Linked DNA regions of Mus musculus: all the other regions are linked to region 3. The links are chromatin loops, found by intact Hi-C in ENCODE. Cell type or tissue: heart. All regions are shown on one strand.

Evidence for each region. A loop is a pair of places that touch in the nucleus more often than their neighbours do. Peaks named below come from ENCODE experiments on the same cell type or tissue, not always from the same donor. Only the 100,000 strongest peaks of a DNase experiment are listed, where the experiment ranks them.
Region 1: a loop joins it to region 3, with 9 times the contacts of the local background. A loop is called at or near these places in 28 of 42 quality-filtered maps.
Region 2: a loop joins it to region 3, with 6 times the contacts of the local background. A loop is called at or near these places in 21 of 42 quality-filtered maps.

The regions. Positions count from the first base shown.
Region 1 is chr11:118,100,748-118,108,747 of GRCm38, forward strand. It overlaps Dnah17 (dynein, axonemal, heavy chain 17), which reads right to left. Exons shown (of 81, transcript NM_001167746.1): 18 at 7,349-7,531; 19 at 3,669-3,923; 20 at 2,576-2,745; 21 at 1,673-1,895; 22 at 522-638; 23 at 292-378. Among named protein-coding and RNA genes, the nearest start is that of Dnah17, 24 kb to the right of the region's middle. In heart, CTCF peaks have their summits at 2,332, 2,531, 3,476 and 3,677; DNase peaks (open chromatin) are centred at 2,314, 2,824 and 3,464; H3K27ac peaks cover 1,134 bases; H3K27me3 peaks cover 887 bases.
Region 2 is chr11:118,216,627-118,224,626 of GRCm38, forward strand. All of the region lies in intron 1 of Cyth1 (cytohesin 1), which reads right to left. Among named protein-coding and RNA genes, the nearest start is that of Cyth1, 28 kb to the right of the region's middle. In heart, a CTCF peak has its summit at 4,150 (motif pointing left); DNase peaks (open chromatin) are centred at 45, 4,465 and 5,925; H3K27ac peaks cover 606 bases.
Region 3 is chr11:117,865,903-117,873,902 of GRCm38, forward strand. It overlaps Tha1 (threonine aldolase 1), which reads right to left and starts at 7,624. Exons shown (of 7, transcript NM_027919.4): 1 at 7,269-7,624; 2 at 5,702-5,785; 3 at 5,110-5,198; 4 at 4,533-4,718; 5 at 3,769-3,906; 6 at 3,458-3,650; 7 at 2,047-2,840. The coding sequence starts at 7,497. The coding sequence ends at 2,557. Gm11725 (a long non-coding RNA gene) reads left to right here and starts at 5,183. Exons shown (of 3, transcript XR_001780380.2): 1 at 5,183-5,531; 2 at 6,193-6,301. RefSeq lists an enhancer at 1-1,776. In heart, CTCF peaks have their summits at 4,923 (motif pointing right) and 7,510; DNase peaks (open chromatin) are centred at 5,079, 6,266 and 7,549; H3K4me3 peaks cover 1,367 bases; H3K27ac peaks cover 1,071 bases; H3K27me3 peaks cover 2,117 bases.

The DNA.
Region 1 (8,000 bases), 230 kb after region 3:
CAGGATGCTCATGTGGGCATGGGTGGTGGTTGTTCTGGAATAGCTCCCTAAGCACAGTGTGGCACAGTGGAGGCTGTGTGCCAGGGAGGAGGATGCCTGAGTCTGCATGTCCACATGGATGTCCGCACGCACCCGCACACGAGCGAGTCCCGTGCACGCACAGGCTTGGCCTTGCGGGCAGTCCCATTTATTCGGTTTTTCCGTTTGCGAGAGTAAAGGCTTAAGAAAAGACCAGCACTCCAAAGGGGTTCCCGGAGCTGCCACAGGGACCTCGCCACGGTGCATAAGTACCTTATTCAGGGACTTGTAGGGCTCGGGGTCACTGAAGGAGAAGGGGGCATCACGTCGGAACTTCTCTCTGAATTCGTGCTGCTTGAGCTGGTGAGAGAGTGGGGTGGGGGTGGGGGTGGGGGGTCGGGGAGGGATGTCACGTCATGGCTGGCTCTGAGCATCCCAGCATGCCACACCCTCCCGCATGCTCCCAGCCCTGGCCTCCACTACCCTGCTCGGGCCCAGGCTACCTCAAACTGTTGGCACTTTCGTCTCAGGATGTTAACCTCGTTGGCCTGGAGGGGCGCCACATTCTGCTTCACCTGAATGGCCAGTTTCTTGGTGTTGGTCCACTGCTCTGGCAGCTCCTGTGGGAGGCGAAGGCAGAGCATGGGTGGGGGTTGTCATCTGCCTCCGTTTTCCCATTGGAGTTACTTGGGTTTGTTTTTTTTTTAAAGTATTTAATATGTCTGAGTGTTTGCATGCATGCAGTGCCCAGAGGGGTCAGAGGAGGATGCCGGAGCCCCTAGAAACGGAATTACAGACAGCTGTGAGCTGCCACGTGGGTGCTGGGTAGCAAGGTGTCTCCCTGAGCCTCTGTCTCTCCCCTTTTAAAGCTCTCTGCCATGTCAAAACTGAAGGCTCGGGAGAGACTTTTAAAGTAGCACAAAGTGCTCACGATGTCCCCAGCCGGCCCCAGAACGGCAGAGCGGGAAGCCCAGTGCTGTGCCAATCAGAACTTTCTCTACCTTTCATAGTGTTCATCAGCTTGAACCCATGCACGTGTGTGCATTGTGCACAGATTCATGTGATGGTGCAGATGTGCACACGTGTGCATGTATGTGCATCCGGGAATATGGACGCGCGTGTGCATATGAGTATGTGTGTGTGCGTGTGTGTGTGTGCATGGCTGTGTCTGTGTAGGTGACAGAGGGTAAGGGGGAAGTGAGGAGGGAGGGAGGGAGGGAAGCTGATAGGCTTGGGAAGAGATGGGAAACCGAGGAGCCAGGCACAGCTGGGGAGGGGGTGGCTCCTTGGAGGCCCTCCAGAGGGACATCCCCCACCCTGCTCAGCCATAGCCCAGTCAGTGTGACAATGGCTGTCATGTGGGCAGTGGATGGCAGGGCACAGGCAGCCTCTCTCTGCTCCCGTCTCCATCAGCGTTCACACCCATCGGGAGTGAGTGACCTCCACATTCAGGGAGATGAGAGGCCGTGGAGATGGCTTTAACCCCACAAAACTACTAGGAGGCTCTCACCAGCCTCAGCGGTGACCACTTGGGCCCTCTTCTCCGGGAAGATTCTGTCTCTGGCCTCCATACCCCTGGGGATCTGGAGTCTCGTAAGTGTCTAGCCTGCAGCGACCTGCCACAGTACTCCAGCACAGCACTGTTGGAACCCACCTGCAGCTTCAAGTAGATCTCCTCCGGCATCTCCTCCCCATAGCTCTTGAGCAGTTCGATGGTTTGCTTCAGGGGCTCAAACATGCTATCGGTGGCCACCTGCCTCTCCTTGACTTTCATCAGGTGCCCCATGACCTCTACCAGCCCGTCGTAGTCTCCCTCCTTAAGTGGCTTCTTCAGGGCTGTTCGGGTGATGTTCATGAAGCTTTCCAGATCAGCGAGGCTGCAGGACAGGGGGACTCAGGTGAGGGGCTCATCCTCCTCGGCCACCACCTCAATGTCCCCTTAGCAGGGACACTCGACTGCCATGCAAGGCACCACCTGGAGAGGGGCAGCCACTGCCCCCCCATGTGGTCCCCCTCGGCCTAGATGTCACAAAAGTATTAGCGTAGCCCAGGCTGATCCTTGAGCGCTATCTTAAAGCCACAGCTGAGAGCAGCCAGCCGCCCAGATGGGCTCAGTTAGAGAGAATGCTTATGCTGCTGTCGGTGACCTTCCTGTGCAATGACTGGGCTGTCCCAGCCTTCCTGCCAGGCTCAAGGCTTCAACACAGAGCCTGACAGGTACTTCACTCTTCTACCTGCCCTGCACTGGTCACAGCAAGGAACCACATGCACCACCTCCTGTGACAGTGGTGCTCCCCCATGTGGCATGGTGTGGTAAGGCATGCTGTTCCTCCTGTGACAGTGGTGCTCCCCCGTGTGGCATGGTGTGGTAAGGCATGCTGTTCCTCCTGGCCTCACCAGGAGCAAATAAATGTAAAGCCTATATCACAATCAGGCCACCCAACTTTCAGATCAGGCCACTGAGCCACTTACTAAGTCCGTGGTGCCTCTCCCAGGCTGTCGGGGGGGGGGGGGTCCGGGGAAGTCTCAGATTTGCAGCAGCGGGCCATGGCCTCACCTGTTGATGACGTGGTTGTTCAGGTATCGCTTGAACAGAAAACTCCAGCGCTTGATGGTGTTGAGCAAGGTCTGCTTGAAGGGGCGGCAGTCACACTGCAGCCAGCCATGGAAGACCTTGGTGTTCTCACAGCTGGACACCTCCTCATACAGCTTCTCATACGAGTCAATCTGCCCAACACAGCCGTGGATTCCATCAGCCATGGCTGTGTGTCCCCCACTAGCCATCGCCGCTTCCTGTCTGGCTGTGAAGGGCAGCCAGGTGGCCCAGGGTGCAGCTTAAGAGAGGCTGAGACCACTGCTACCTGTTTGCCCTGTCCCAACACCTCAGAGCTCCTTCTGCCCCACCTCTAGGAGGGGACAGATAGACAGAAGAGGATGGGATTGGGTGACTACAGTAAGGCTTCTGGAGCAGGAGGGGACTCCCAAAGGGCACCCCTTAACTCATGGGAGCACCTGCAGACTTTGAGCCATCCCATCTTTCTTCTCACTGGTGTGGGGGAGGAGAGGGCTTTCTCATTGTGCCCAAGACCAACCTCAGGACTGGATTGCTTCACTTTCTAGATTCCCAATTCTGACACCTGAGCTCTTGCTGACCCTGAAGGCCGATTCTTAGACTGCAGACCTCACCTGGAGCTGGCCTGAGTGTAGTGCTCCCAGCCACCTCTTATCTGGCTCTTAGGGACTCTTATTCTCAGGGATCAGTCCTCTGTCCTACTTGCCACAGGATGGGACACCAGCCAGCTCAGCATAGTGCCCTCACCTGACCTAACTGAAGTCATTCACACTACAAGCCTGGTAGATCCTGCTGAGGCCTCTTCTCTCTCCCTGGCTGCCTCTCTGGTACAGTGGTGCTCCCCCCCATGTGGCGTGGTGTAGTAAGGCATGCTATTCCTCCTGTGACAGTGGTGCTCCCCCGTGTGGCATAGTGCGGTAAGGCATGCTCTCTCTCCTGGCCTCACCAGGAGCAAATTTAAAACCTACATAGCAATCAGGCCACCCAACTTTCAAATCAGGCCTGTGGGGGGTGGGGAGGGGGTCGTCTACCCGAGGATGTGGGAGGTGACACAGGAGGACAACAGGACCATACACACCTGCTGCTGGAACTGAGCCAGGGTAGGTGGTGTCTTGGGGATGGTGTCGTCCGTCTTGGTGTCCAGCTCCTCAGGGGTGGGCGCGTGCCCGAAGATGAGGAAGTTCTTCATAAATTCTTGAAGGTCATCCACCCAAAGGTAGGAGTACCTCTCAAAGGAGTCCTGGTACTCCTCAGCCACCTTCATGGCTCCAATGACCAGGCTGGACACTTCCTCCCGCATCTCTATGAGGTCTGTGATATCCTCTAGGTCAGACTGCCGGGGTGGGAGTGGGGACAAAGATTGGGTCATTTGCCTTCATGAGAGACAGATTTTCCCCCAGACCTGGAAGAGCATCCTTCTGTGGGTGCTGCTGAGAGTCCTGAATGGAAGCAGGGGGTGTCTGTCAGTGTGCAGCGCCCCTACCCCACCCCTGAAAGAAGATTTGCTAAGGGTGGCTCTGAGCTGTCTGATCCCAGGGTGACGTGGGTGTCAGTTCATCCATTCTGTATTTGCACAGACCTTGGTTGTGTGCAATGTGCTGGTATGGACAAAGGGGACACAGAGCGAGCGACTCACATGGACTGTTGGGGGAGGGGGTATGTATGGACATTTTTAAAATAACAAACCCAGAAAACTACCCTCTAGTTAAATCTCTGCATGCATGCTATCTATGGTATGTACAAATCGATTGAATGTACACCTGGTCACTTCCGAGGCCTTTAAAATTCCTCAGTATATTCTGTTCAGATCTGCCGTTCAAACTCACTTCCAGACGCCCTCCTGCTCCTGGCTGGCAATGCCACAGGAGGCAACATTCTGTTACAGGGCATTTTTACATGTTTCCCCGTTGCTGGTGACTTATGCCTTTATTTTGATCCTGATGCCTTTCCCCCTTCATTAGCTCTCATTGTACACATTTAATCTTCTAATAAAAACGAGGGAGAGGGGAGCAGCCACGGAGTCCAGGCATTGATTTGACGGAGGTGGCTAAGGAGCACGGATTCGGATGGGTCAGTCCGTCAGGGAGAGGGTGACTTTGGCTGAGCCCTTGGCTGTCCTGTTGAGCTTGGTGGCACTCTAAGAGGGGCAGACTCCTTCATGCTAGCAAGAGTTTTTATTTTGTTTTGCTTTATTAAATTTTTGTTTTTGTTGTTAACTATTCTTTCTTTAGTTTTTTAAAGATTTATTTATTTTATGTATGTGAGCACACTGTAGCTGTACAGATGGTTCTGAGCCTTCATGTGGTGGTTGGGAATTGAATTTTTAGGACCCCCCGTTCACTCTGGTCAACCCCGCTCGCCCCAGTTGGCCCTGCTCGCTCAGCCCCTGCTTACTCTGGCCCAATAATTTAATTATTTATTATTATACATAAGTACACTGTCACTGTCTTCAGACACACCAGAAGAGGGCGTCAGATCTCATTACAGATGGTTGTGAGCCACCATGTGGTTGCTGGGATTTGAACTCAGGACCTTCAGAAGAGCAGTCAGTGCTCTTACCCGCTGAGCCATCTCACCAGCCTGCTTTATTACATTTTTTAAAAATTATTTTTCATTTATGTGTGGGTTTGGGTGTGGTGTGTCTCTCTGTCCCACCACAGAACCCAAACCCACACTACAGGAAGGCTCCTGGCAAGGCTGAGATTTCACTTGCCCCTGTGTCCTTCTCAGAGCCCCTGTATGCTCATGTGCAGTGTATCTTGGTTCCAAGGTTGACATGCCACCTGCTCCTCTATGCCAAGGCTCAGGCATCTCTGCACACCACAGACTCGTGGGTACAGAACAGATGGGAGTGGCTCTGCCCAGGTTTGCTCCATCTTGTAAAGAATGGAATCCATCTTTTGGAGGAGACCTGCCCTTTTTAATAGATAATCCAATGGGGGGGGGGGAGGCAGGTTAGGGACCTGGCTGGGGACCACCCCTGTCTAGGAAGGTAGATCATATACCATCCCCGCCTCTAGAATTCCTGCCTTTCTTGTGCAGGCTCCATGAGCTGACCCACCATAAGGCTGGACTAGGTCTGCCCACCTTTTGGGTTCCTGCTTCGAGAGGTTTAATTGTCTCTTTTTCTTCTTTTCCTTTCAAAGGGAGATTTGAGCTAAAGTAGGCCTAAACCCCATGCTAAAACTTTGGGGGTCTTTCCCCTTTTTCTAAAGACACTCCACGCCAGCTGTAGTCTGGTGTTACCCCTACCCCCAGCCACGTCATTTCAAGGTTCATGGCTGTTTTCTTTTCCTTCTCTGGTCTCCAGACAGCTGCACAAGTCCTGGGTTGCCTGCCCTGAGGTTTTCCCTTCTGACCCCCACACAGTATCTTGTCTCAGAGTCTGCCTGAGTCTTTCTGTTGCCCCTGAGCTTCTGTTTGTGTTGTTCTTAAATTCCTTTGTTATGAGCCCTAAGAGCCCTAAGAAGGGACATTGGGGCTCCCCAAGATTTTAGGCAACACTTTTTTTCCTGCCTTTTCTTTGATTGGCAGAGAAGAGGAACCATAATATTATACCTAAAGCAGGCACCAGCCCCAAGGTGGCCATGTGAGCTGCAGGCTGCGTATCCCACGGGTTGGCTCTGAGGGTGCTGAGAGGACAGGGAGGAAGGCCCAGCCAGTCAGTGAAGGACAGTGTAGTGGCATCAGGAGGGCCTCCCACAGCCACAGAGGGCAGACAGGCCTGTGTGAGCCTGTAGTTTGTTGGTCCAGACCCTTCTAAAGTGAGCCGTGAGGAATGGACGCACCGGGGATGTGGTTCCAGCAAGCTGGTATAAAGCCTTTTGCTTGGCTGGTATTTCAAGCTAACACCAGCACTTCTGGTCTTGACATGTGATCAGTTCCAGGAGGCTACTGAGGTCAGAGTTCTCTATTTGACTTCCATGGCAGAGTCAGAGTGGACTGAGCAGAGGGACTTTCTGTCTGGCCTGCATAGGGTGGACCACTGCCTAGCGCTTCTTTCCTGGAGTTTTCCTGCAAGGTCACCCAGTTCCCTAGGTTCATATGGTTTTAGACAGGTGCCCTGGGTCACACTGTATCCTCTGCTCTGATAATGTCACATTATCTGGCCCCTCCTTTTTTTTTTTTTTTTTTTTTGGTTCCTAGTTCCTCTGGACTGATCTACCAGTATCCCAATGGGTGCAGCTCTCAGATTCTCAGCTGCTATGGCTGTGTGTGGAGCTGGAGCCTTTGGGAAGTAGCCCATGGCCCAGATGTCTGACCCTGAGCACTAGGTACCATGTCAGACTCAGTACCATTCCCAGACTGAGCATCAGGGAGAAAGCCCACTGAGTCCCAGCATTCACTGCTCTCTGCTTCCTGACAGCAGATACACCGTGACTAGCCACCTCACACTCTTATTACCAAGTCATTCCCACCATGGTCAACCAAACTGTGAGCTCAGACTGTGAGCTACAATGAACCCCTCCTCTTTACAGTTGCTTTTCTTGGGTGCTCTGTCCCAGCAGTGAGAAAAAGAACTCACCTGGAACACTTGCCAAGACTCCAGAAGAGAGGACATTTGGAAGGCCAGATTCGTGTGTGTGTGTGTGGGGGGGGGGGGGCAGGGATCAGGCCCTTGGGCCTGGGGACTCAAGGGAACAGCAACCACAGACTGTCACATTCTGAACTGTCATCATCACGCTCTGCAGAGCTAGGCCAACAGAGCCAGCGCCCAAGAAGGGAAATGCCAAAGGATGGTAAGAGATCAAGACTGACCTTGTAGTTCAATCTGCCCTTGGCCAGGCGAGGGATGAGCCTGGCCACATTGTAGAGGTCATTGATCAAGCCCTCGATCAGCGACAGGAAGCCAGCCTCGTCGCCCATCTCCAGAGATGGGTTGTAGGTCAGACCGTCTTTATCCAGCTCCATGCGGATCTCAAATAGGGGAGCGATGCTCTCCTGAAAACAAGTTCCTGGGGGCTTAGCACCTCAGCTGATACTGAGTGATGCTTGGGTTGCCCACTCTAGGATCTGGCTAATATGTAGCTATTTCCAGCTGGAGCTGGTGCACACCAGCAGTTCAGACCACTTCAGCCAGATGCACAGTCATGGGCCCAAGGCCAGCCAGGAGTTGGCTGGGGGAAAAGCAGGGGTTGGAGCAGGCAGATCACTGAGCGTTGTGCGGCCAATCACCGTAGAGCCACTTCACATAAAACCAGGGTCACCCTTTCAGAAGGTGAGACAATGGCTGCCATCACGACTTGCTCAACAAGCCCTTGTATCCCTACATGGCTGCAGCCAGTCCATGTCTTAATGCCTCTGGTGAGGCTGCAAAGCTACAGGATACCAACTCCATCTGTCAGGAGATGCTATCAAGATTTACTCTGGAGCTCTTCCCACTATACCAGTTGCCTCTCCGGTTATGAGC
Region 2 (8,000 bases), 350 kb after region 3:
CCTGGCAGTGGGACAGTACGTGTCTGGATTCCTAGAGTTTGATGTGTCCAGCCCGGTCCACAATGAACTGCACTGACGGGTGGGGACATTCCCAGGACTGATCTCTGCACTGGCCTCACTGCCATCAAGGCTGCCTTTCCAGAAGCACGAGAGCACTTCTGTTCATGAGCTACTGTCCACACCTTGGGGGTTGTTTTCCTACTGACTGCCATCCTTCCTACTGGTTTGTAGAACTGAACAGACTATTTAAAACATGTAATGCAATCTGCAACTTATTTTTAACTCCAATTCTACCTTCGGTTTTACACATCTTTTTAAAAAACAATCAAACCTATAATCTTTCCTTTCTACCATTTCCCCCAATAATGGTCCCTGAGCACAGTGGATGTGGACTGCAGAGACATCAAGGACTAAAAGGACATAGTGTTTCCCCTGTGTGGGCTGAGGCAGACTCTGGGCCACTCTTGGACATGTGCTCTGGGGGTCTGAAGAGTATGGGACTCAGTGGGGAGCTAGAAGGACTATAAGGAGGGGGTTAGAGGGCAGAGGCCTTTGGAGGGCTGTTGGAGGCCTTGGGCTGTTTCAAGGACAGCAGTTTCTGTTCTGGGTGAGATGAATGTCCACGTTCTAGGCAGATCAGAGACACCTGTCTTCCTTTGTGACATACCACCCTGGGTGCGGGTAACCAGGGCAGATGCCATATGACCTGAGAAGCTGCTATGAGAGATGGGCAGCTAAGCAATAAAAGGCTCAAATACCTACTCTATTTATGTCTAAGGTAGTGCCAGGGCCTACTGATGCACTTCAAATGAGGCATGAAGAGTCAAGGCCTGAGAAGGTTAAAAATATGAACTCCATCTTCTGAGCACAGGCCACAGGTTGGCCCCACAGCTTCTGCTCCCCAGTCCTTTCCCTCGACCCCCATGAACCCTTACACCCCCACTTCTCAGGATCTCACAGCTTTATCCCTTGGGTACCTTTGATTCATATCCTCTGCAAATCAGGACTTCACAGCCCTGTCCTCCAGTCCCCGACTACAGCTCCTCAAAGCCCTGTCCATCAGTCCCTGGCTTTGGGCCTTCACAAATCTCACCTCCATAATTCAATAAACCATTCTTAGTATAATTCTCAAAAAAGTGATCAAGGGCTAGAGAGATGGTTCAGTGGTTAAGAGCACTGGCTGTTCTTCCAGAGGTCATGAGTTCAATTCCCAGCAACCACATGATGCTCACAACCATCTGTAATGGGATCTGATGCCCTCTTCTGGTGTGTCAGCAACATGCTCATGTATAAGAAAGAAAGAAAGAAAGAAAGAAAGAAAGAAAGAAAGAAAGAAAGGAAGAAAGGAAGAATCATAGTAGCTCATACAGCAGCCCTACTGGGCTAATCACGAGACTTCATGGCAATCCAGGGGACAGGCCTGAGTCCTAGCTTCTGTGAGCCCAAGCTGAAAAGCTGCCCTACAAACTGGAATGCAACAAACCCCCCTGACCATGTCACAATGCCTTCTGCTTGATTTCTGCTTCCTAAAGCTAGCGCAGCACTAACTCTGTTAACTAAAACAGGAATAAAGAAACCTGTTATAAGTCCCAAAGTACCATGTTTGACTCAGAGAAGAGTAACTAGATAATTATCATCCTTACTAGGCAAGGCATGTGGTGTACCCCAGTAATCCCAACACTCAGGATCCTGGGGTGGGGGAATCACGAGCTAGAGGCCCACCTGAACTATAGAGCAAGAGCATCCGTCTCAAAGGCTAAACATCAACATCCAGGGTCCTAGGCACAGGCCTGTAATCGTAACTACTTAAAAGGCTGAGGCAGAGGGCTACAAATTCAAGTCTAACTCCCATGCTACAAAGCATATTCAAGGCCAGGCTAAGCAACTTATCAGGACTCTACCTAAGCAGGACGTAGATCAGTGAAAGAACATTCATTCCTCTTGCTTTAGCTTACAAATTGGGGCTAAGAACTTGAAAGCTGGCAATATTAAGAGTTCCAGCATCCTAGCTGACTGTGGTAGTGCACATCTTCAATCCCAGCACTCAGGAGGCAGAGTCAAGTAGATCTCTATGAGTTCAAGGCCAGCCCAGTCTACACAGTGAGTTCTGAGGAATTAAGGCTGCATATTGAGACATTGCCTCAAAAGCAAATAAACTAAACTAAAATAAAATAAAATAAAATAAACAAAACCAAAAAATCCCTAGTTTACAGCATCTAGTTAACATAAACAGGACTATGCAGAACACTGGAATATATAAGCATCTCGCACACTAGGCACATCCATAGCCAGTGCCAAATGGAGTCTCCTAGAAAGGTCACGATGCACTTACCTGAATGGGAACTGCTAGGAAGTTCCCATGGACATTTGAAATAACAAAAGCAGACCAGGCTCAGAACAGTGCTTCAGATACTGTGGAGCGTCATAGGAGCTGAGGGAGACCCAACCAAGCGGAAGAAGACATACGCATATTCAAATCACATGTCATGCTGTTCCTCTGTGATTTTGTTTTTAAAATAAATTTTATTGTGCATATTTAAGGTGTACAACATAATGTTCTGGAAGACATGCAGGGCAAATTAGCACACCTGTCATGTCTGTACTTACTCTTGTGTTCCATGGCAGGAACACCGGCTTTACTCTTCCTCCATGGCCCCCAGCACAGCACACTGCTTAGCTGACGGGTCCAGACACATAAACATATTTAATCCTTTACTCCCACCCACCAGTAATGGGTAAGGTGAGAACATACAAAGATGGCTGACTTGCCATGACACTGGATGACATGACTATTTCTATGATATTCTGTGCTTCACTACCATGCTTACTCTCCAACTCTAGAGCACTTCCTGCCTGGTTCAGATGTTATAGCTTAGCTTTTCCACATGTCTACCCACCAAGTAAAATTACACATATATTTTTGATGAAACCACTACTTAGCATTTAAAAATGAATAAATGAGTTGGAGAGATGGCTCAGCCATTAAGGGCTAAGCTCACAACCAAAAATAAAAATAAATAAATATTGCCTATGGAATATGCTACAAATGAAATTAGCACAGTGGCACTAAGGGTCACTTTTTCCTGTCTTATGTCTGTCACTGATTAATTGTCAAATTCTACCACAGCATAAAACAGTACCAACAGGGTCAAGTGTACCAAGCACTGTGTTCAAAGGTGCCTTCCAGAGAAGAAGACTCCAGGACAGAGGAGGAGATATTGCTGAGACCCTAAAGCCTGCTCCTGTCCCCTTGACAAGCCTCTCTGGCACCTGGACACCCATGGGGTTCTCATGGCTGGCCAGAACAAGCGTGCATGAGGTAGAATTATAACACTTTTATTATCAAAATGAAGAGTCAACATTAACAAGTTGTCAAAACAAACACAGCCTAATGCATGCCTTTGACAATGTTATATGTTGCCTGTCCCGTCCCCCCACCCCCCCTTCTTCAGGTTCTTACTTGTCTAGGCTGGCTTTGAACTTGCAACCGAGGAAGTTCAATTCCTAAGTGTTAGGATTACAAGGGTGTGTCACCATGATATCTCTTGTCTTATTTTATTTTTTCTAAGAAGGGAAACTGACATTTGCAGGAAAAATGAAGACACAGAAAAGGTATAATGTTGTAAAACCAACAAAGATTGATCTTATTCCTTTGTTAAGAAAATCTAGTATCAGTGCCATCAAGTGTCCCAGAGTGAGCACGGTATGGCTCAGGTTCCCTGCCACAATGCTCTCAGAGAAGACCCACTGTCCTCCTGGAGTGCAGTGGTGTCTTAGCATTGAGAAGTCTCACAGCTAAAGCGACTCTCTGGAGGCAATGACATAAGGCCCAGTCGACCTCAGCCCAGAGCTGTTAGAATGTACATCTTGCATCTTCATTGACATGTTACTGATGCCAGGGAGACACTTTCCTCCACGGCAGAGAACACACAGTATGATCCACAGGGAGGAATGATAAAGCTAATGCTGAATCAATCTTCACAGCACACTTCAATGTGGCTACTGTAGCACCTTTAAATATCTTTTGAGTGAAGAGAACAAAAAATTTACTTTAATTAATTAACGAAAAAGTTTAAAAAATAAACTTAAAAAAAAAAAAAAACCCGCTTGTATCCGGAGACTGGTCTATGCTGCCCTCTGCTGGCTAAATGAATACACTGTTGCTCGCCATGGCTGTTAAGTTACCTTTGAAAGTGTGTTTGGTGCAACCCTAATGTAGGAAATACATTTTGTGATTATGTGGCAACTTTCAGCTTCACTCTCCCTTAGGGTTTTTCTTCCCTCTTGATGCTTTGAGACTGGAACTCACTTTGTAGTCTTGGATTGTCTCACATTCATTATGTAGACCTCTGCCTTCCAATGCTGGCACAGGCTTACACCACTATGCCAGCATCCCTCTGTCCAGCAAGCCTTCCCTTGCCCAGGGTAACTACAGTCAAGTGTGTACTGAATGCTCCGCTCAGATTTGGCCAACACTGCGGAACCTTTATGAGCCATTCTGTCTGGCACTTTGTCCCCAAGTGTTAAGTATGGGGTTTACTGAAGGACACAGGGTGGCAGCTGGAACAGATGACCACAAAGCAGCTAAGAACGGAGTTCTGAGGCTGAAGAACTCCAAGCTCAGAGGAAGAATAAAAAAAAATTCCCCCGTGGGAATAGTGGAGAAATTGGAGAAGGAAAGAAAAATGCCTTTTGAGAAAACCAAGAACTTGGTGGCATCGTCTGGCATTTACTTTAGAGGTGACCTAGAAATAACAAATGCTACACAGAAGTCACCATCTCAAAAGATATAACCTTTGGGGTGAGGAAGCCCCATCTGAGATGGAGGACAGTTTCAGACAGAGCTGCGCAGCACAGGAGTCCCCTCAAGAGCCAGCACGCCTGGCTCCTACTCCCACTCTCCTCGTTACTCCACTCTTTGAAAACAACTGTGTGCCCAGTCACACCAAAGCTCATTCTCTTCCCAGGCAAGGAACCTACTCCAGAGAGTGGACTACAAGAAGCAGGGATGGAGAAAAGGCAAACAGGAGTCCTATCAGGAAACTGATCCATCACACTGCCGGATGGTCTGGCAAGATCTGTTAGCTAAGAGACCAGAGCCTTCAGTCTTGAGAATCCACCCAGTGAAATTTAAATACATGGATGAGTTCGCAAAGTAATAGAGAGATATTTCTGCAGGACTACTTGATCTCTCTGAGCTATTTGACTGAGGCAGAATAGGCATTCTCTAGTCATCTCATCCTCACCATCATCATCTCTAATTCAAGATGAAGTATGCTTAGGGGTGAAGGAGGTGACAGCCATCTGCCCTGGCCCTTCTTTGAGCACCCTCCCACCTTGCTCTCCTCTGCACCTCACCCCTCCCACATACTCCCCCTGTACCTCACCCCTCCCACCATGCTCTCTCTTGTACCTCATCCCATGGTACCACATAGGAACAGTTTGCCTAAACTCTGAAACTCCTAAATGGCAGCTCCTTGCTACCAAAGCTTCACAGGCTAGCAGTGGTGGCCTTTAATTCCAGTACTCGGGCAAAGACGGGTGGATCTCTGTGAGTTTGAGGTCAGCCTGGTCTACAAAGCAAGCCCAGGACAGCCAGGGCTACACAGAGAAACCCTGTCTCAAAACAAAACAAAAAAAAACAAAAACAAAAACAAAAAACCCACAAAACAACAACAGCAGCAGCAACAATAAAACAAACCTTCATGGACAACAAGAAGTTTTCTGAGATGTGAAATGCCAGTCCAAAACAGACAAAAAACCAAAAAACCAACCTGCTATTAAATAAAGCAGACATTGCATAAGCAGCCTGAGTTGTCTTATAAACAATACTCACTGACAGCATGCCTTCCTGCTCTTCCTTCCTCCTGGTTGAAACTGCATAGGAATGTGTGATGACTGTACTTCTGTGGAAGCAGGGCAAGCACAGTGGATAAAACACAGAAGTAACAATCTGGGGCCCACTCACAGCCCAACAGGAAACCTCCATCCAGCCTTGACAATGGTCTCCAGGCCATTTTCTCTGAGTTCACCAAACACCCACATGGCTGCCCTGTGGGGAGGGTGGTATGCAGCAGACTAACAGCACGTTCTATGAGGTGTCATGGCACGAGGCTGTACCTCAGGCTCTAACCAAGGGTGCGTTCCACAGAGACTGTGTTTGAACAGAGAGCATTCTCCACCATCCGTCTGCTGCCAGGACCCGTGGGAATTGTGAGGTATTCAGAGCTGAGTTCCAGTTAACGGAAACAGCTCTTTAGTGTTCTCTGAACATTTCTGAATGGGCAGAAGAGGCGATGAGGTTTCCATGAACCATCTTATGTGACTACTGCCAGGAACTGTGAATGCAATGAGCTTACTCAGATGGTACACCTTCCATGTAAATGCCTTCTGCTCAAACCTCAGAATACCTCACCTATTTCATTTCTAAAAATGTAAATATTGTTCTTTGTCATCCTTTGTTAAGACAGGCTGTCTGTAATGCAGATGAGCCTCACCTCCCTACGTAACTGAGGATGACTTTGAACTCCTGACTCTCCTCTACCACCCACATGCTAGGACTACAGGCGCACACCACCAGAGGTTCCCACTACATTTAACTGGCAAGTCTCTTCAGTCACTTTCAGCCCACGGCGGTCCCTCAGCAGTCACTCCAGGTTTCAGGGCTTGACACCTGAGCAGCAGCTCATCAGTCCCTCAGCCTCCATCTGTCAGCTTCGGACTACACGGAGGTCACGCGATTAGATAAGAATAACACGTAAAATGAGGTCGCCTCTGGGTCAGAGGTATGTGGAGGCAACCAATCTTTTTGTCAGCATCGATGACCCTGAACACTGGATGAAGGAGAGTAAGGCGGGCTTCTGTGAGGCTACCTGTAACCGCACTCCAACCCCTAGACTAGTGTCTCACTGGGGGACTCCTGCTCCTCAGCATCTGCTTCTGAGTGGTAATCCCACTGCCAGTGTCCTCACGGTGGCTCAGCATTTCTAAACTCCACTGCTTTCTGCCATCACAGGATCTTCCAGGCTGGCTCATTTCGTGATTTGTCACATCAGGCCATGGCATCACTATCTTGCCAAGGACTGTGGAACCTTTTGAATGTAGATGGTATTTGGAAACCAAGACCAGGGTTCTTGGGTGCACTGAATGAACAGCTGTAGCTGTGAAGCTGCTCCAACACCTGCAGGAAGAGGCACTCACCACTCTCTCTCCGTCCCACTGGGTGACCCCAGGGGTGCCAAGCACACACGCGCCATGCTCTGTTGGCTGAGTTCTCATTGCTGGTGGTAGATGCTCTACATGGAGCCCGGACAGTGATCCTCTGGATCTATGTGCTACTCCACTGCCACTCTTAACTTTCTTCGTCAGGGCTTTTGCTCCACAAAGTTCATCTATCTATAGTCTAGTCTGTCAAACTAGTCTTTATGACTTCTGGGTTTAAAGGAGGGTGACTTAGGAGTTAGTGTTCCCAATAAAACTAAAATTATCACCAAATTTATGTCTGTCTGTCTGTCTGTCTGTCTTTAATCTAAACTCATTCATCTGCAGTTGATTAAAATATAAAACAACAAATGGATCTAAATTTCTCTCTGAATGGATAGTTAACTGTCATCAACATCTGTAGAAATGTCACCAGGATCCAAAACTCCCAGGAGCCAGCTGCCTGGGCCTGGGCTGGACAGAAGTCACCTGCTCTCTCCAGATGAGAATTTTCTCATCTAGAAAACATATTTTTATTCTTCACAGGTATGTGGTCCATGCCTGTAATTCTAGCTAAGGTAGGAGTGTCCTGAATTTGAGGACCTGGGCTATGTAGAGAAGGTTTGTGAAGCAAGAAAAGGAAGAAGAGGGAAGAAGGAGGGAGGAAGGGAAAGCAGATGATAGGCTATATTAATTTTAAGATTATACTTTATTTAACCAAATATAGCTGAAACAGCACTTCAACATGTAACCAATATAAAAATTATTACAGTATTTTGCATATGTATAAAGCATATATG
Region 3 (8,000 bases):
GGCCTCAGCAGGATTTGGGCTGGCTCATGGCGAGCTGGAAGAAAGTTATAGCCTCTCCCTGTCCAGCTTTGTAGACATTTGCCGAGGTGTCTGCCTGCTGGAAGTTAGGCTGTGAATTTAACTCCAGCCCCACGGAATGTGGATGGCTTTAGGACTCCAGGCTACACTGGGGAAGACCCACACAGTGGCTGTGAAGACCTCCACAATTGCCTAAGGGTATGTGTCTGTATATGTGGGCATGTGGCCAGACATGGGTCTTACTGAAGCCAGCCGAGGCCTCCCCTCTGATGGGCCAGTCTCCTTAGCAACGCCCAATGGTTTCATCTTGTTTCACGGTTCACTGGGTAGCTGGGCTCTGAGGCCCAGGTGAAAGGCAAAGCAGTGCTGCCCAGGGAGGAGTTAGCGGCTCAGAGCTGATGAGAAGAGACAGTGGGCTCCGGTGAGAGAAGAGACAAGTGGGGAGCTTTCCCACACATACAAGAACAAGCCTCTGGCAATCGGGCCTCACAGGCAAGAGCCTCACCCTTCCCTATGTGTGGGCCTCAGGTCCTGCAGCCAAATGTGGGCCAGCAAAGGAGCCCCATAGCAGCACAGGGCTCCCTGGCTCTGGGCTCACTTGCCTGCAAATGTTCTGCTCTTCCCTTTCCTCTGCCACACCACAGCTGCCTCTGGTCATTTATCCTCTGATGGCACCAGTGACCCACGAGGATGCAGTGTCTCCTGGATGCAGGCTTTACCCCACCCAGCACCTGACACACTAAGTCTGGACATATATAATGCAATACTGTGATGGCTTGCATACGCTTAGCCTAGGGAGTGGCACTATTTAGAGGTTGTGGCTTTGTTAGAGTAGGTGTGTCACTGTGGGTGTGGGCTATAAGACCCTCGATTCTAGCTGCCTGGGAGCCAGTATTCTGCTAGCAGCCTTCAGATGAAGATGTAGAACTCTCAGCTCCTCCTGCACCGTGCCTGCCTGGATGCTGCCATGCTCCCACCTTGATGATAATGGACTGAACCTCTGAACCTGTAAGCCAGCCCCAATTAAATGCTGTCCTTTATAAGAGCTGCCTTGGTTGTGGTGTCTGTCACAGCAGGAAAACCCTAACTAAGACACATAGGAAGAGGCAGACAGTGCCTGCCTAGGGGGAGCCCACCACACTGAGGTTGGGGTGAGAGGAGACTTGCCCCAAGCAGACAGGTATAAAGCCAAGGGTGCAGAGCAGCCACCATGGAGGCTGATGACCTACACAGAGCATTCATTGATTAGGAAAGGTCAAACTGAGCTCCAGCTAGCTCTCTAGTTCCTAAGGCTAGAACCTTAGAGCTGGCGAGGGGTTCCTGCCTGGTTAGGACACTAGCTCGCCTGGGAGAGCTTGTTCCCCATCAGTGGTGGGTAACGGCACAACGCGTTTTTATTGCCTGTCTCCAGAAGGCAGTTTAGGAGAGTAAGAAAGAAGACGCTGGCTTCATGCTCTACCACCTGAGACACAGGAGAAACACTCTGGGGCCCTGTGATCCCTAAATCCTAGATCACAGACAGATCTGGAGCCTCCTGGGGGTGCAGGGCAGACAGCCCTCTGTAGCCGGCTCTGACACTTCCCTGCTTGCAGTAGCTGCGGTCCAGACTGTTCATCACACGATGTCGCTGCCTGGGCCTGGCACCTCCCAGAGGTCCCCGTGGCAAGTGCTTTACCATTGTATTCTGCTTCCCATAGACACAGCTACAGGGCTCACTAGTCACAGACTGACGCCTTCCAGACTGGGAGCCAAAAGACACTTTTTCTCTAGTAAGTTGATTGGTGTTGGTAACTGTTATAGTGACATACAACGAGATTCATGTCCACATCCATGAGTATGTTTTTAAGTTTTGCCTGCATGTGTATCTGTGTACTTTGTATGTACCTGGTGCCAGTGGAGGCCAGAAGAGGACATCCGAGCCCCTGGAACTGAAGTTACAGATGGTTGTGAGCCACTGTGCGGATGCTGGAAGTCAAGCCTGTTGCTCTCTGTCACGTATTTAGCCCGGACATAAAAGTAACCAGTATAGTGCCTTCAGTATTTTATTTCACAGTCCACCTCTGACAACTCCACTGTGTCAGTCACTAAGGATCTATTTTCTTGAAGACAGGGTCTCGTGTAGCCCAGGCTTGCATCAAATTCTCTGAGTAGCTGAGAGTGGCCTTGAGCTTCTAATCCCCTAGCATGGTAGGGTTACAGTTGTGAGCTGTGAGCTGCTGGGGTTCGAACCCACAGTGCTGGGGATGGAGCCCAGGGCTTATGCACACTAGGCAATCCTGCTACACCCCAGGGCCAACCCCAACCCCAGGGCCTGCCTCCTCTATGCGCTTCCTTCTCTGGATATGCAGTCACAGCTTTCCCCACCTTATGCCTGGTTATTCCTGACTGCGTAAGGCCATCCCAGGAGTGTCACTGGAGCAAACCAGAGACGGAATGATGTCACCATCCTCCAGAGAGGATGAGCCTTCACCAGGCTAACAGCTTCAGGCATCTCACTGCCCACTCCAATCGTAGCACGGGGTCCCGGATCCCCTGGCCTCAGGGCCGCAACTGTCTCAGCACAAACTCCCACTTCTTCAGTGCCAGTTCCGTGTCCTGAGCAGACACATCTCGGTGCCACACAGCCCGCACAGACTGTTCTGTCCAGGGAAACAGCAGCACGCGCACGGCACGGCCAGTCTGAGCCACCTCCTCTGCACTCACAGCCTGCAGGCGCTGGCATAGCTCCGAGGGAGGCAGCCCAGCTACCTGCACCAGCACCATGTTGGTCTCCACGGTGGCAGGATCCACAGAGCAAATGGGTGACGCCAGGTCTTGGAGTCCTGGAGTCAGATATGGTGGTGAGTATACCCCAACCCCAGGGCCCAACCATGCCACTGCCAGATCGATCCCACAGGGAAGGCAGAAGGGCACCCCGATTATCCTGTGGGGAAACAGCTTGAATCCTGATGTGGCATTCAGAAACATGAGTTGAGTCCTACTTTTTCCTTCTTCCTCACACTAAATAGATTGGTCATCTACTCTGGGCCTCAGATGTGGGAACATCATAGGGTCATTATGAATGTTTAGAACATGCACAAAAGACCCAAGTTGGAGGCTCTACTCTGGCCTGGTTCCTGACTCTGCTGGTTGCACCCAGTGTGGGGTGCCCCTTGGAGCAGGGCCGGTGAGGCAAGAAGACCCAAGGTCCCATCCTAGAGACTTAGTGCCAACTAACTCTCTCTCTCTCTCCCCTCTCTCTCTCTTTCTAGAGCTGAGGACTGAACCCAGGGCCTTGCGCTTGCCTAGCACTGAGCTAAATCCCCGACCCTGTAGTGCCAACTCTCAACACGCTAGACTCTTGGGGTGCAGATCTGCTGGGGACCTGATCCTGCTGCCCGGGACATCTAGGCCCAAGTAGGAGGGAGCAAAAGGGATAGGGGGGGGTCCTTCCAGGCACCTTTAGCGAATCTCTGGGCATTCTCGTGGTCCCTTGGTAGCACCTCCTCTGCCTCAGCTAGTCCCACCAGGGCAGCCGCAGCCAGCACTCCAGCCTGGCGCATGCCTCCACCCAGGGCCTTGCGGAGGCGCCATGCTTCTCCAATGAAGTCTTTGGATCCGCCAACCAGAGCTCCCACTGGTGCACCTAGGCCCTAAGGGAAGAGAAGAGACCCTATCTCACAAAGCCTGCCCTTGAGATGAGGTTAGAGCTTCAGCCTCAGCACCCGAGCGAGGCAAGCAGGTCTGTCAGGCTCCGGAAGGACAGCCTACCTTAGAGAAACAGAAGGATACAGAGTCACAGTGCTCTACAAGGCGGGCAGGGGGTATGCGCAGAGCCACTGCTGCATTCATCAACCGAGCTCCATCCATGTGGACCCTTGCTCCGTGGGCGTGGGCCAGGAGGCACACCTGAAAGCAAAGGGCAGGTGGTGTTCAGAGGCAAAATTTCCAAGAGACCACTGGGCTTGGAATCTTGTTTTTTTTTTTTAAATTTAAATTAAATCCAGAAGCACTGGATTCCCCAGGAGCGAGAGTTACAAATTGTGAGTTGCCTGGTGTAGGTGCTGGGAATATAATTCAGGTCCTCTGGAAGAGCAGCAAGTGATGCTAACCATCCAGCCTTCTCTCCAGTTGTCTTATTTTTATTTTATGTGTGCAGGTGTATGCCATTGCAGATGGTTTTGATCCAGCCAAACTCTCAGTCTCTCTCTCTTTCTCTCTCTCTGGTTTTTCGAGACAGGGTTTCTCTGTGTAGCCCTGGCTGTCCTGGAACTCACTGTGTAGACCAGGCTGGCCTCGAACTCAGAAATCCGCCTGCCTCCCAAGTGCTGGGATTAAAGGCGTGCGCCACTACTGCCCGGCTCAGATTCTCTCTTAGAGCACTGTTGTTAACCACTGAGCAATCTCTCCAGTCCGCCAGAGAGAGGATTTTCCTAAGGAAAGGGACTGTATCAGGGGAAACAGGAAGCCCAGAGTGCACTGGGCTGGCATTGGGACACTGCTGTGTGGGAGCCTACCTGGGGGAGGTAGCCTACCTGGCGGAGGTAGTCGACAGGGAGGACCCGGCCTCCCGCGCTGCTGTGAGTGTTCTCCAGGTACACGAGCTCACAGACTGGATGGTAGGGACTCCCAGAGCCCCGCGTGAGTGCCCTCTCTAGCTCATTCAGGTCCAAGGTGCCATAGGGCAGGTCGGGGAGGGGGTGGGAATGCACCCCAGCGATCTGCAGGTGGGAGAGGATGCTGGATCAGGTGGGTCCGGTGGCACTTCTGGGTAGGAAGGTTCCCCTGCAGTCAGAGCCACCTCTGGAACCCAGGGTCTTTCTTCTGAGCATGTTTACACAGCATCCGAACTGGAAAGGCTGCTGGTTCCTGCTTTTTCTGTTCAGTCGTTGCCCTTTGGCGTCTTTCTGGAGTGCTAGTGCTCCATCTGTCCACTAGAGGGCAGTAAGGCACCGCGACAAGTGAGCAAATCTGGGCCCAGGCCCTCCCTTCCATCTCTCTTTCCCCCCTCTGCCGGTTCCAGGCTGGTACCTGAGAAACAGGGGCCTACCTTGACATCCTAGCTGGCTGAAGAATATCCAAAACCCCAGGGTATTATTGTCTGGTCCTTACCTGTGCCACCCCGCCCTGCTCATAGACGTGGAGGTGGCATTCCTGCCCAAGGAGGACCTGGGAACCCCGGCGCCGGCAGTGACCCATCACTGAGACAGATGGGAGGAGGGCAGGATTTGGAACTGGGTCCAGAGGATCTCTCTGCCCCTGCTCAGCTTGGCCAGGCTGAGCTAGGGCCCCCAGTGAGCTCAGACTCCCTCTGTCAATTGGGAGTCAAAACACCTCACTGTCACGTGTTGAAAAGACTGGTGTGTTACACAATTCTAGGCTGTGAAGGCTGGACACTAATAACCTGCACCAGACCCCCATGGCCAGCAAGGAAGAGTGCCAGGATGCTGCCTCCAGGAACAGGCATCCCAGGGTACCAGGAGCAGCCAGAGGACAGAAGCACACTGGGAAACAACCCAGGCCAGGGCTGCAAGGTAAGCATCCAGGAAGAAGAGCTAGGGAGTAGCAGAGACTCAGACCTCACTCCTCCCACTGCCAAATGCAGAGTGCTCCACCAGTTGCACCCAAAAGAAATCCAGGTGTGTGCCCACCAGTGCCACAGACCCTTTGAGCTGGGGCTCAGAGGGGCGGGTAAGACACTCACCAGAGATGAGGTTGGCCATAGTGTTGGTGGGCACAAACAGCGTCCTCTCTACCCCAAGCAACTCTGCAGCCTTTTCCTGCAGTTCTGAGAAGGGAGGGGGGCAGGGGAAGGGCAAGAATCAGCAATTCCTCGGGCCACTGTACCGTGGCACACAGTTCGTGTGTACTTGTTACAGGGTTTGATAGAATAGACCTGTGATTCCAGTACTCTGCTGAAGCAGGAGGATAACTGAGTTGGAGGGCCGCCTGAGCTATACAGCAAGACCTTATCTTAAGCACTTCTCTCCGAAAAGGTACATTTGCTCGGATGAGAAATGATGGTCCTGTGGGTGGGGCTTGGAGTCTGTGATCTTGGTAACCACGTGCCACAGCCAGAGGCCCCTCTGTCAGTCCTCCTGAGCCACAGTCCCCGCCCCAGGCCACCGAAACTCCCTTGTGGTTTGAAGCCCCTTTCCCACCCAGACCTCACACCTGTTTTTCTCCCTTTCCCAGAAGCCCCGGCAGGTGAGGCCTTGTGGTTTCCCTGTGGACTTCCTCTGCACATCACCACGGAAGAAGAGCCTCTGGGGAGCGGGCAGGGCACAAAGAGTGCAGCTGGCGGGTGAGTGGATGGCCTGGGTAAAGGCCATGGTGGCTCTCCTGTCTGTGACACAATGCTCAGTGCTAAAGTGATCTAGATTCTGTCCCCAGAGGACACATACCCGTGTCTCCCTGAGCCCTGTGTGCGGTCGGGGATGAGTTCTGCTCGCTCCTCCTCCCAGCCCCTGGTTCACCCTCCTCAGACTCCTGTCGAGGCCAGGACCTCCCAGCCTTGATGTGGTGACCTGTTTACACCAGGTGCCTGCTGAGAGCAGTGTAGCTCAGCATCTTTGAAGTTCCTGGTAATATCTTGTTGTCAAGAGATTCTAGATCAGCCCCAATCACCCCTGGGTCCACAAAGGTCAAGTGTGATCTCTGGTGTATCTCTGGATCTCTAGTGCACACACAGCAGCACTAGAGGTCCACCTTAGCAGTGACTATTGACCCCGGGTGGGCTTTGGTTTGCTGTCTCCTTAACGCGCTGCACTCCCTAGATATGAAATTCTGCACCCCCCCCCCCCCCCTGTGAAGGAGCAGCGAGCACTTTCTTTGCTGGATTGATTTTGTCTTTGTGAAGTCAGCCAATGAATGAAGGAGAGTAGTTAGCCCTCCTTGTAGTAAGACCTGTCTCAAACCCTGGTTCTTCCCTGTTCCTGATGTGGGTCCTTGAACTCCTCTCTGCCCATCTCGGGGTCTTGCTTTGCCAAGTCTGGACAACACCCATCTGGGCAATTGGGTGACAGTGGGCAGAAATCACCAGGTGGTCCTGTTAAAATGCAGATTCTGGCTCCCCAAGTCCATTGTGGAGCTCAAGAGTCTGCATTACCAGGGATCTCTCCGAGAAGGAACAAGAACGCAGAGTGCACCACTGAGCGTCCTCAAATGTCAGCGAGGCACCCCTCTGCGTCCGTGCTGTCCTGTCAGAACCACGGACAGCGTCCCGGGGTCACCGCAACGACCCCTGCCCCGGGCCTGTTCGCCGGGCTCACCGTGGACCGTAGGGTCTTCGCCGTAATCATCGTCTCCTACAACCGCTTCGGCCATAGCGCGCCTCATGGCCGGCCCTGGCCGGGTCACCGTGTCGCTGCGTAGGTCCACCACGTGGGCTGGGACCCCCGCCCAATTCCTAGACCACTGAGCCCAGGGCACCCTGAGCCCCGGGACCGTGGCCCGGAACAGGCTGCGTAGCATGGCGGCCCGGAACAGGCTGCATAGCATGGCTGTGGCACTCGTCTTTCTCGGCCGCAGGAGCGGAGGACAGTCTCTTCCGTGCCAGCGGGGAACCCGTGTAACTGGACTCTTCTGACCCCGCGCGGACCTGAACTGGGCAAGCCCGGGGCACTATGGGAATTGTAGTCCTCTCTGGAGTTTTATACATTATTCGAGCCCCGCAGCATGCTGAGAGTTGTAGTTTTTGTGTTCCGTTGTTCCAAAGGCTAGGAGATTTTGGAATGACAGTTCCTTACTTTGCTGAGTGGGAAACAAAGCTGAGGTCCGGGGATTTTAGCGTGTACATGGTACTGCTCGTGGCACTGCAGATTTAACTTAATTAAGCGTCTCAGCCACTCTGGGAAACACCTGGGTGTTTGGGAATGGAACTCAGGTTCTCTTCATAATCAGTTCCATGCCTCTGAGCCACCTCTCCAGTCCCTCACGGTCCTCATTTTACACCCGAGGAAACAGGCTGCAGACACTGATGTGAAGTCCAGGAATCAAGTATG